Linked DNA regions of Homo sapiens: region 2 is linked to region 1. Evidence: read pairs that join two places in POLR2A ChIA-PET (ENCODE). Cell type or tissue: CD4-positive, alpha-beta T cell. All regions are shown on one strand. Links, peaks and the distances in the headings refer to the core of each region. The heading gives the core; the rest is flanking DNA.

Region 1 (8,049 bases), core at 1,991-5,990:
GAGCTCCATGGGTAGTCCCCACCCACTGCCTTCCATATGCCAGTCTGCAAGCAGAAAATGAACGGGAAGCTCTTACCTGTGCCCATGTGTTGTCCTGGCTTTGGGTTTGCCCAGGGGGCAAAGTCCTGGTCATTGTTGAGACAAGTTCACTGCTGCTGAGGGCCGAGCAAATGGTGACAAAGGCCAGATTCTAAATTCCTACCTGGTTACTTCCTGCTCCGTCACCATCACCTCGGGCAAATTCTGAACCTCCCTCAGCCTCATTCCTCCATCTGTGCTTGCAGGGAGAATATTTTACTGTATCTTCCATAGTGAGCTTTCCAGGAGAAGCAAAAAAGAGTGGTGTATAAAAAAGCAAGTTTATGACTGCTTCTGTGCCAGGCACTGTGCTGTGCACTCCAGAGCCAAAGGCCTGGGTTCAAATCCCAGCCCACTCACTAGCTGTGCATCCTTAGGCAGGTTCCTGACCCTCTCTGGGCCTCGGCTTCTCCATCTCTGCAATGGAGATGATATTAATTGTATCTGCAATGCTCCTTGGATTGGGTCCATGGTTAAGTGAGTGAGTGAGGCTCAAGGGCTTCTTTTTTTTTTTTTAGAGATAGGGTCTCACTCTGTTGCCCAGGCTGGAGTGCAGTGGCATGATCACAGTTCACTGCAGCTGCGACCTCGTGGGCTCAAGCCATCCTCCTGCCTCATCTCCCTTAGTAGCTGGGACTACAGGCATGTGCCACCATGCCTGGCAATTTTTTTTTGTATTTTTGGTAGAGACGGGGTCTTGCCATGTTACCCAGGCTGGTCTTGAACTCCTGGACTCAAGTGATCTACCTGCCTCAGCCTCCCAAATGGCTGTGATTACAGGTAGGAGCCACCGCGCCCAGCCTTCAAGTGCTTTTTTTTGTTAGTGAGACTGGTACAACCAATGCCAAGGCTGGTGAGCAAAGTTGCACCCAGTTGGGGAGGGGCGAAACCAAGGGCAGAAGGGCCCAGGGCATGGCCTCTCATGGCTGAAGGAAGAGGGGACACGTGGCCAGTCACAGTGACCTCTGCAGACCTCAAGAAGGAGGCCAGCTAGGAGCCATAGCTGTCACTAAGACAGTCAAAATCTAATCAGCACCCTGGCGCCAAGAGGCCATTGTCCGCTGCTCAGGACAGTGAGTGATAGTCGATAACCAGCTCTCTGGAGGTCAGGGCCCCGAGGTGGCTGAGATCTGTGCCTGCATTAGGACATTTAAGGGGACTCCAAGCCAGGATTTGCTAGTGTTTGCCCAGCAGGGAGAGGTGGAAAATTGGGGATGACCAACCAGGCCTCCCTGCTCACAGCCAGGGGAATTCATCCTGTCGTTCTTCCATTCAGCAAATATTCATGGAGCACCTGCTGTGTGCCAGGCACCGTGCTAGGCTCTGGGGAGATGGCTGTGAGCGGGATCGACACTGGCCTTGTGTGAGCTGGCCTTGCAGTAGGGGATATGAGCACCAAACACATAAGGCCCGAGTGTGCAATATGCCACAAAGATTGCAGAGAAATAAAGCAAGATAACAGGTTGCAGAAAGATGGAGGCCAGGCTGGCTGCTGTTCCTGGGTAGGTGGCTTCTGGACACAGTTTCCTCAGGCTCTGTTTCCTCCTTTGGGCCTCTGGAATCTTCTGAAGACAGGCCTGGCTTCCAGGATCCCGGATGGAGTTGCCTGTTGACTGTGTGGACTCAAAGTGTCCACAGTGCGCCGGAGCGCGTGGTCTTCCCCAGCAAATCTGCTTCTCTTCTCGGCTCTCCATCGTGGGAAGGGTCCCTGGGATCCTCCCCACCACCCCAGCCTGAGGCCACTTTCCCTCTGTCCCCGCTCTCCCCAGCCTGCTTTCCCCACCAAGCGCCACCAAGTCCCTGCTGCCTCCTCCTCCCAAACAGGCTCAAACCTGCCCCCTCTTCGCCAGCTCTCAGCTCAGCCCGCTCCTCTCCTGCTTAAGAGCCTTCACTGGCTCCCCACTGCCCTAGAGACAGAGTTTGAGTCTACTGCCATGGCTTGGCAGACGGTGTTGTCCCCGGCCTGCCAACCTTCCAGCTGCCATCCCAGCCAGTCCTTCTCCCCCTTGCTCCAGCCAAGGGCCCCGCTTGTAGGGTGGGAAGTGGGCCGTGCCCTCCCTCCTGCCTGCCTATTCGCTGGGTCTTCCCTCATTCCCTCCCTCACCCCGCCCTCTCATAAGAACCTTCAGAATCTGCCAGACGCAGTGGCTCACGCCTGTAATCCCAGCACTTTGGGAGGCTGAGGTGGGTGGATCACCTGAGGTCAGGAGTTTGAGACCAGCTTGGCCAACATGGCAAAACCCTGTGTCTGCTAAAAATACAAAAAAATTAGCTGGGCGTTGTTGTGGGCACCTGTAGTCCCAGCTACTCGGGAGACTGAGGCAGGAGAACTACTTGAACCTGGGAGACAGAGGTTGCAGTGAACTGAGATCCCACCATTGCACTCCAGCCTGGACTACACAGTGAGACTCTGTCTCAAAAAAAAAAAAAGAACCTTCAGAATCATAAAATGGGTTTAATAATTATACTTATCTCATAGGGAGGGCTTAAAGCACCTAGGCCAGTGTCTGGCACCAAGGAAACACTGTATACCTGTTAAAATAAGAATAAAATAAAATACACATGCTCACTTATTGAGTGCCTGCTGTATGTCGGGCCCCTCCCCGAGAGAACTCTGGTGCATCCCCGATAAAGAAACCTGACCCTCTAGGATGAGGGAGGGTCTTCCCTGAGCGCCTGCTAACAGCCTCCTCTGCTAATCTGAAGTCCTGCAGCTTGCCCAGCAGGCTGGCTTGTCACACGGGCTACCCCCACAGGCCGCCATCTTGGAAAAGGCCAATGGCTGTGGAATCATTCTTGACTCCTATTAGCCTTCCTGTTCTCTCTCCCGCCCCACAGCATCCATCCTGTCAGCAAATCCTGTGGGCTCTGTCTTCAACACAGATCTAGAATTCAGCCCCTTCTCAACCTCCCCATCTCCGCAGCCTGGTGTGAGCCCTGGCACCTCTCTCTGGGGCCAGTGTGGTAGCCTCCTCACTGCTACCCACTTCTACCCGTGCCCCCACCACCCAAGCAAGAGAGGTCTTTTTTAAAGTCTCATCATGTCACTTCTTTGCTCAAAACGCTCTGGCAACTTCTTCCTTGCTCAAATATTTGTTAAAAGAAGAAAGGAATGAATGAATGAATGGCCTGTTTGCATCTGTAATAGCCAGCACATAGGCAGTACTTGGAAAACACCCACAGCAAGAATAAATGAGGAGATGGCTGGACACGGCAGCTCATGCCTGTAGCATGTTGGAAGGCCGAGGCAGGAGGTTTGCTTGAGGCCAGGAGTTTGAGGTTGCAGTGAGCTATGATTGTGCCATAGCACTCCAGCTTGGGCCACAGAGAGAGATCCCCATCTCTACAAAAATTTAAAAATTATTCGAGCATGGTGGTGTGTGCCTGTAGTCACAACTACTTGGGAGGCTAAGGCAGGAGGATCACTTGAGCCCAGGAGTTCAAGGCTGCACTGAGCCGTGACGGTGCGACTGCATTCTAGCCACAGAATGAGACCCTGTCTCTAAAGCAAAAAAGAGAAGGAGAATAAGTGAGGTACTTGAGCAAGTGGGTGAGGATGGTTGAGCCACAGCAGGCCCACAGGGAGGCTGGTGGGTGCTGTTGGTGGAGGGGGCCGATTTGTGTTCCTGGTGGCTGCAGAGCCAGTCTGTTGCCTCCCCTCCCTCCCACTGGCTGGGCTGGGGACGGAGCCAACCAGGCAGATCCCGGGCCATTCTGGGGCCCTGGCCTGGCCTGCCTTACTATCCCAGTGGGGCCACCGACGTGGCTGCCATTTCTGGAAACCCCAGTTCTAGGTAGGTTACTGTCCCAGGAAGAAGTGCATGCCTAGCTTCCTGCCAGCCCAGCCCAGCTGTCCCAGAAGCCAGAGGAAGCTCTGGGCTGGTTTCTTATAAGTAGCATGACTAACTGATTGCGCCACAGGAGCTGAGGTTTCAGGCCAGTTTCTGTCGTGGAGTTTCAGGGGTCAGCGGCTCCAAAGCCCCAGCCCCCACCCGAGGCCCCTGCTGTCCCTGGATTCCTCTCCACATGCCACCTGTCACAGAGGTGCTTGCATCCTGTCTGCAGAACCAGCCCCTCCTCCAAGCCAGGTTTCCTGCCCAGAGGGAAGAAGAGCAGAAGGCCTGTACCGCCCCCTGTGCGCCCCCAGTCCTCCGCCCCCTGCCCCCCTGCCACCCGCTGTGGGTTCGGGAAGAGTCCTGCTGGGTCGCTTCCAGGCTGCTGCTGGCTTCTGACATTTCAAGGCTTAATCACTTAATCTCCCCCGAGTTTTTTAAAAAAAGTGAGTCAAGTGTGTTCTCCTGGTGGCGGGCGTGTTTTCCCAGGCCCATGCTTCTGCTCATTTCCTGGCTGCGGCCTTCACTGACTTTGCTGCTTCCTAACTCTGTGACCTTGGCCTTGTCACTTGCTGTCTCTGGGTCTCAGGCCAATGGGTCTCAGGCCAGTGGGGCTCCCCGGACAAAGTTCCAGGGTTTTGGGGACTGCATTTCAAGGGTCAGCAACCACAGTCCTTAAACACGTGGATTTTGGAGTGACAATGCCTAGGTTATGGTTCTGTGACCACCAGCAAGTGCTCTAGCCTTTTTGTGCCTCAGTCTTCTCATCAGTAAAATGGGAATGTTAATGGCACCTACCTCATAGGGTCGTTGGGAGAACCAAATTGATTAATATATTGTAAGTACTTAGAACAGGGCCAGGCACAAAATAAGTACTGCATATACAGTTAACTATGGACAAAAGCTTGGGACCTGGTTCATGTTTAAAAATGATTATTGAGGCCAGGTGCGGTAGCTCATGCCTGTAATCCCAGCACTATGGGAGGCTGAGGCAGGCGGATCAGGAGGTCAAGAGATCGAGACCATCCTGGCCAACATGGTGAAATCCCGTTTCTACTAAAAATACAAAAATTAGCCAGGTGTGATGGCGTGCTCCTGTAGTCCCAGCTACTCAGGAGGCTGAGGCAGGAGAATCACTTGAACCCACGCGGAGGTTGCAGTGAGCTGATATCGTGCCACTGCACTCCAGACTGGTGACAAAGCTAGGCTCCATCTCAAAAAAAAAAAAAAAAAAGATTGTTGAATTTATTATTGCTGAATTTTTTTTTTTTTGAGACAGAACTTTGCTCTATTGCCCGGGCTGGAGTGCAATGGTGTGATCTCAACTCATTGCAGCCTCTGCCTCTTGGGTTCAAGCGATTCTCCTGCCTCAGCCTCTCAGCCTCCCGAGTAGCTGGGAATACAGGCACCCACCATCATGCCCGGCTAATTTTTGTATTTTTGTAGAGATGTGGTTTCACCATGTTGGTGAACTCCTGACCTCAGGTGATCCACCTGCCTCGGCCTCCCAAAGTGCTGGGATTACAGGCGTGAGCCACTGTGCCCAGCCTATTATTGCTGACTTTTAAACCATTCATTCATTTAATATATGTTTATTGTACACATGCTATGCCTGTGTCAGGCACTGTTTCAGGCACTGGGGATAAAGCAGTGAGCACAGCAGACATAAAGCTCTGCCCTCATGGGGCTTGTGGTCTCTCAGAGGGAGGCAAACAATGCATTTATAGACAAATACATAATTTAAATTTGAGGTTACCTATTATACTCCCAACTTGAAAAACTAGCAGTATATTGAGGTGGCTATTTCACATCTGATGGAGGAATATGTCTTTTGTGAACCATTTATGTTCTTTGCCTATTTTTCTTAAAGGGATGTTTGTCTTATTGATTTGTAAGAACTCTTCATATATTAAGGCCATTAACCGTTCATAATGTAGATTGCTACCTTTTTCTAGTCTTTTGCTTGCTGATATAGTTGGGATGTCATCCTCTCTAAATCTCTTGTTGAAATGTGATCCCCAGTGTTGGAGGTGGGTCCTGGTGGGAGATGTTGGGTCATGGGGACGGGTCCCTCATGGTTTGGTTCTGTCCTTGCCATAGTGAGTGAGTTCTCACAAGATCTGGTTGTTTAGAAGTGTGCGGCACCTCCCTCCTCTCTCTTGCCCTGGCTGTCACCATGTACGCCTGCTCCCCTCTTGCCTTCCCCGTGAATAAAAGCTCCCTGAGGCCTCCCCAGAAGCCAAGTAGATACGGGTGCTATGCTTCCTGTACAGCCTGCAGAGCCATAAGCCAATTAAACCTCTTTTCTTTGTAAATTACTCAGTCTCAGATATTTCTTTATAGCAATGCAAAAATGGACTAACACACTTGAGTTCTGTCTTTTTCTTATGGCATATTTTAATCTAGGCCAGACACAGTGGCTCATGCCTGTAATCCCAGCACTTTGGAGGCCAAGGCGGGTGGATCACTTGAGGTCAGGAGTTTAAGACCAGCCTGGCCAACATGGGGAAACCCTGTCTCTACTAAAAACACAAAAAATTAGTTGGGTGTGGTGGCACACACCTGTAATTCCAGCTACTCGAGAGGCTGAGACACAAGAATCGCTTGAACCCGGGAGGTGGAGGTTGCAGTGAGCCGACATCACGCCACTGCTCTCCAGCTTGGGGAACAGAGCAAACCTCCGTCTCAAAAAAAAAAAAAAAAATCTAGGGAAGTTGAAAACATTTTGCAGTCAAAGCTATCTTTGCTATCTGCATCTTGAAATAAAATAAACATTCATACATGTAACCTCATTAATCTGATTAGAGATAGTGATAAGTACTGGGACAGACATAAACAGGGTGCTGTGATAAGAAGTCACAGGGAGGGCCCGCATTAGTTGAGGGGGGTCAGAGAAGGCTTCTGAAGTGTTTCTGGTGCAAATGCTTGGAAAAGGGAGAGCTGGGAGTGTATCCCAGGGCTGAGGCCAATGGAGGATTGCAGAAGAGGGAGAGGGGATAGGAGGGGAATGTTAGAGGGATAAGCAGGGGAATTGGCTCTTTTCTTCATTTTCTTAAATTAAACTTTTTATTTTCAGATAATTAAAGATTTACACACAGCTGGAAGAAATCATAGAGAAGCCGGGCGTGGTGGCTCATGCCTATAATCCCAGCACTTTTGGAGGCTGAGGCGGGCAGATCACTTGAGATCAGGAGTTCGAGACCAGCCTGGTCAGTATGATGAAACCCCATCTCTACTAAAAATACAAAAATTAGTTGGGCATGGTGGCTTGCCTGTAGTCCCAGCTACTGGGGAGGCTGAGGCAGGAGAATCACTTGAGCCTAGGAGGTAGAGGTTGCAGTGAGCCGAGATCACACCACTGCACTCCAGCCTGGGCAACAGAGTGAGACTCCATCTCAAAAAAAAAAAAAAGAAAAGAAAAAGAAAAAGAAATCACAGAGAGACCCCTGCTTCTATGCTGTTCCCCCCGAGGGCAAGATTGTAGAAATCTGTAATACAGTATCACAGCTGGGATACTGACACTGATATAAGCTACTGACCTTATTGGGATTTCCCGATTTACTTGTACTCATTTTTGTGTTTGCGTACGCATGTGTGGTTTAGTGCTATGCAATTTTATCACGGCATAGGTTTGTGTATGCAGCCAGGATCCAGCACAGTTCTATCATCACAAGGATGGCTCAAATTCTCCTTTTATAGCCACATCCAACTCCCTTCCTGACCCACCCCCTCAGCCCCTGGCACCCACTGATGTGTTTTCCATTTCCATGGTTATGTGATTTCAAGTATGTTACATAAATGGAGTCACGGGGTGTGTACTCTGGGAACTGGCTTTTTTCACTCTAGGGCTTGGATTTTATTCTAAGTCAGAGATGCTTCTCTAATGAGCTGTGAACCCCCTGGGGATCTGTGGCCCCTGTGAAGAAGCCCTTTAGGAGCCAGGGGGCATTGGATGTGTGAGCTGGCCCTGGTCTCATTTCTGATTTTAAAATGGCTCTGGCTGTGATGTGGAGAAGAGGCAGGGTGAGCCTCATCTGCAGCAACTGCTAACTGCCCACATCCCCCCAGACTTCTCAAAAATTTGCCACTCCCCTGCTCAAAGACCCTCAAAAGCTGCCCACTGCTTAGAGGACAGGCC
Region 2 (4,000 bases), core at 1-4,000, 140 kb before region 1:
ATCAAAATAAAACATATGGCCACCAAATCTGCATTTATTATATCTAATTGGAAGAGACACAGTCAAGTACATGAATATTTCAGCAGTTTCCAGCATGCAAATCACCATGCCAGGACCCAATTACTCGTTAATCGGCACGTGCCCGGCTTTTGGTGCCCTGGACTGGAACAACACTCCATCCTTTCCCCACTGGCTGCAGTGTCTGGGTGGCTTCTAATCCTGAGTCACTTATCATTTGCTTCTGCCTTTAAATAGCACCCTAAGAACAGAAAGACTTGAAAACCCTCCTTCTCACCAGGTTATACCCTGGATTAGTGTTTGGGGAATACTATGAGCAAAGGCAAGCTATTTGGTTCTAAAATCAAATGTAAAATTCAGATCTTTTAATGTAATCTCTGACCTAATCAACGTTAATGTAAAGATTTTGGTGATGTTGTTTAAGCCACAGGACATAGAGTGAACAAATGGGAATTAATAGAGATTGATTTTCTGGCCAATTTCCATAAAGGCCCGTGTTCCCCTGCAGAGCGCAAGATGAGAATACAAGAGCAGTATTTTCCAAAAACACTGGTCATTTGGCTCTTGGTTGATCATTTGGATTTTTGCCCCCAGGATTCTTACCATGTCTAAGTATCACCGAGCAAATTATGCACCTGATATTTCTCTTTGAACCAACTCCCTTTATGTTTATTTTTGGTAAATTTTGCGTTATTATGTAAATATGAATTCAGTATCACTTGCCCTGTTTAGAAGGTATATTAGTGGCCAGGCACGGTGGCTCATGCCTGTAATCCCAGCACTTTGGGAGGCTGAGGCGGGCGGATCACTTCAGGTCAGAAGTTCGAAACCAGCCTGGCCAACATGGCGAAACCCCAACTCTACAAAAAGTACAAAAATTAGCCACGTGTGGTGGCTCATGCATGTAGTCCCACATACATAGGAGGCTGAGGTACGAGGATCACTTAAGCCCAGGAGGTGGAGGTTGCAGTGAGCTGAAATCTCACCACTGCACTCCAGCCTGGGCGACAGAGTGAGATCCTGTCAAAAAAATGTATATATATATTAGGAAAGTTTAGTCAATGCAACAAAGACCACTGACCCCAGCCAGGTGTGGTGGCTCATAAATATAATCCCAACATTTGGGGAGGCCATGGCGAGAGGGCTGCTTGAGACCAGGAGTTTGAGGGTGCAGTGAGCTGTGGATCACACCACTTCACTCCAGCCTAGGCAAAACAGCAAGAGCCTGACTCTACAAAACAATTTAAAAATTAGCAGGGCATGGTGGTGCATGCCTGTAGTCTCACCTAATTGGGAAGCTGAGGCGGGAGGATTGCTTGAGTCCAGGAGTTCAAGGCCGCAGCAAGCTATAATCAAGCCATGCACTCCAGCCTGGACAGCAGAGTGAGACCCCCAACTCTAAAAAATGAAATAAAAAATGATCCCAAGAGTTCAAAGGTTTAACATAGCAAATGTTGTGCATCCAGCATGGGCTGACGGAAGGCTCTGCTTCACTCAGAGACTCGGGCAGAGGGAGATGTCCTGAGACTGGGTAATTTATAAGGAAAAGAGGTTTAATTGGCTCATGGTTCCACAGGACATACAGGAAGCATGACAGCTTCTGGAGAGGCCTCAGGAAACTTTCAATCATGGCAGAAAGTGAAGGGAAAACAGGCATGCCATTTTTTTCTTTTTCTTTTTTTTATTTTGAGACAGAGTCTCACTTTGTCCCAGGCTGGAGTGCAATGGCGTGATCTCGGCTCACTGTAACTGCTGCCTCCTGAGTTCAAGCTATTCTCTCACCTCAGCCTCCTGAGCAACTGGGATTACAGGCGCATGCCACCGTGCCTGGCTAATTTTTGTATTTTTTTAGTAGAGACGGGGTTTCACCATGTTGGCCAGGCTGGTCTCGAACTCCTGACATCAAGTGATCCACCTGCCTCAGCCTCCCAAAGTGCTGGGATTACAGGCATGAGCCACCGCGCCCGGCCTGGAAACAAGCAGGTCTTACGTAGCCAGAGCAGGAGGAAGCGGCAGGGGGAGGTGCCACACCCTTTAAACAACCAGCTCTCGTGAGAACTCTATCACGAGAACAGTAGAGAAGGGGGAAATCCGCCCCCATGAGCCAATCATCTTCCACCAGGCCTCACTTCCAGCACTGGGGATTACAACTTGACATGAGATCTGGGCGGGGACACAGACCCAAGCCATCAGGAAGCAATGCCCTCTCAGAACGCCTGGACTCCTTGGTCACTGAACAGGAGATGACAGAGCTGGAGGGCCACTCGCTGACGTTTAAATCTTCCACCCAGAGTCCACGGGCCAAGAATAGTCGTCACGTGGCCCTGCCTAACTCCCAGGTGACTGGGAGATGTGGGGGTGCACATGCATCCTGGGAAGTGGCAAACGTCTCTGCTGCAGAGTGTAACTGCAAAAGCACATAAAGCCATATAATTAAATTCCACCTAGGATGCTGTGCTGTAAGACTGCTCTGAGCCAGAACATTAAAAAAGAAATTAGCAAGAGTTATAAACATGGTAAAGACATTTGTAGCACCAAGCTGAGACCTTCTCCTTGACTCCAGCGAAGGGATTAGGAGAGAATTGAAAAGGAAATTACTTTCACAATATGACTCAATGTTATTTAATGTATGTCCCTGTATCAACTAAAATTACCTGCAGGAAAAACTAAACCATGGAAAGAAAGTCTCTGAGGCAAAACAGAAACCAGACAGGGAGGAAAGATGTGTTACGTAAAGTAAGAATTCTTGGGTGGACAACAACATCACTGGTGTGACAGATGGTATTATCCAAAGATGACAACACCAACCTATCCCATCTCACAAGCTCTTGCAATGTGACAATGACAGGCCTCCTTCAAAAGGGAAGGAGCAGTCTGCATCCTCTCCCCTTGATTCTGAGTGGGCCTGAGATTATGGCAGAAGAGAACCCCATAACTTTCAAGGCAATGTTTTAAAAGGTCATATACCCCAAGAGTATACCCCAAGAGTAATGAACACACCTAAAGCCTAGATCTTGATTTCTGATACCATTCTCCAATAAAAGAAACCAGACTTCTTGAAAAAAATGGCTGATTCCAGGACTGGGGCAGGAAATATACATGATGAGCCTGGAGCATATTGTAGCATCAAAAAGTAAGGAAGTACACACATACATGCACACACACACCACAGGTGCCAGTGTGAAGAAGCTTCCAATGGCCAAAGCTAGAACAATTCAAACAACAAAATTATAAGTCTTGGCTGGGCGTGGTGGCTCATGCCTGTAATCCCAGCACTTTGGAAGGCCAAGGCAGGGAGATCACTTGAGGTCAGGAGTTCAAGACCAGCCTGGCCAACAAGGTGAAACCCCATCTCTACCAAAAATATAAAAATTAGCCAGGCATGATGGTGCATGCCTGTAATCCCAGCTACTAGGGGGGCTGAGGCACAAGAATCACTTGAACCCGGGAGGCAGAGGTTTCAGTGAGCTGAGATCACACCACTGCACACCAGCCTGGGCAACAGCGCGAGACTGTCTCAAAGAAAAAAAAAAAAAAGAAGTAGTCTTGGATTATAACCCAGAGTGTAAAATAAATAACCATGAGTCAATACAGGCATTAATAAATGATTACGTAAATAAATAAATGGGAAAGAGAATGGAGAAATCTTCCATGCTGAATAATTCCAAGTAATTTTTTAGATACCCCACCCTCCACCCCTGAGGAGACTGAAAATAACATCAGTCAGGTGCAGTGGCTCACACCTATAACCTCAGCGCTTTAGGAGGCTGAGGCAGGAGGAACACTTGAGCCAAGGAGTTGGAAGACCAGCCTGGGCAACATAGTAAGACCCTGTCTCTACTAAAAAAAAATTTTATGTCAGCTAAATAATGAGAACACATGGATACATAGAGGGAAACAACACACACTGGAGCCTATTGGAGGGAGGAAAGGGGGAAGAGAGAGAAGATCAGAGAAAATAACTAGTGAGTACCAAGCTTAA

The links. ChIA-PET counts read pairs that join two places held together with the same protein. Peaks named below come from ENCODE experiments on the same cell type or tissue, not always from the same donor. Only the 100,000 strongest peaks of a DNase experiment are listed, where the experiment ranks them.
Region 2: POLR2A ChIA-PET joins it to region 1 with 8 read pairs; 9 of 35 experiments call an interaction of 5 or more read pairs at or near these places.

What each region holds. Positions count from the first base shown.
Region 1 is chr16:27,323,079-27,331,127 of GRCh38, forward strand. IL4R (interleukin 4 receptor) reads left to right here. Exons shown (of 11, transcript NM_000418.4): 2 at 6,988-7,120. Among named protein-coding and RNA genes, the nearest start is that of IL4R, 13 kb to the left of the region's middle. RefSeq lists enhancers at 1,388-2,242, 4,390-5,054. In CD4-positive, alpha-beta T cell, for the core only: a CTCF peak has its summit at 4,136; DNase peaks (open chromatin) are centred at 3,983 and 4,393; H3K4me3 peaks cover 300 bases; H3K27ac peaks cover 1,010 bases.
Region 2 is chr16:27,183,117-27,187,116 of GRCh38, forward strand. No RefSeq gene overlaps it. Among named protein-coding and RNA genes, the nearest start is that of LINC02129, 8.5 kb to the left of the region's middle. In CD4-positive, alpha-beta T cell, for the core only: no CTCF peak of the experiment used is centred there; no DNase peak of the experiment used is centred there.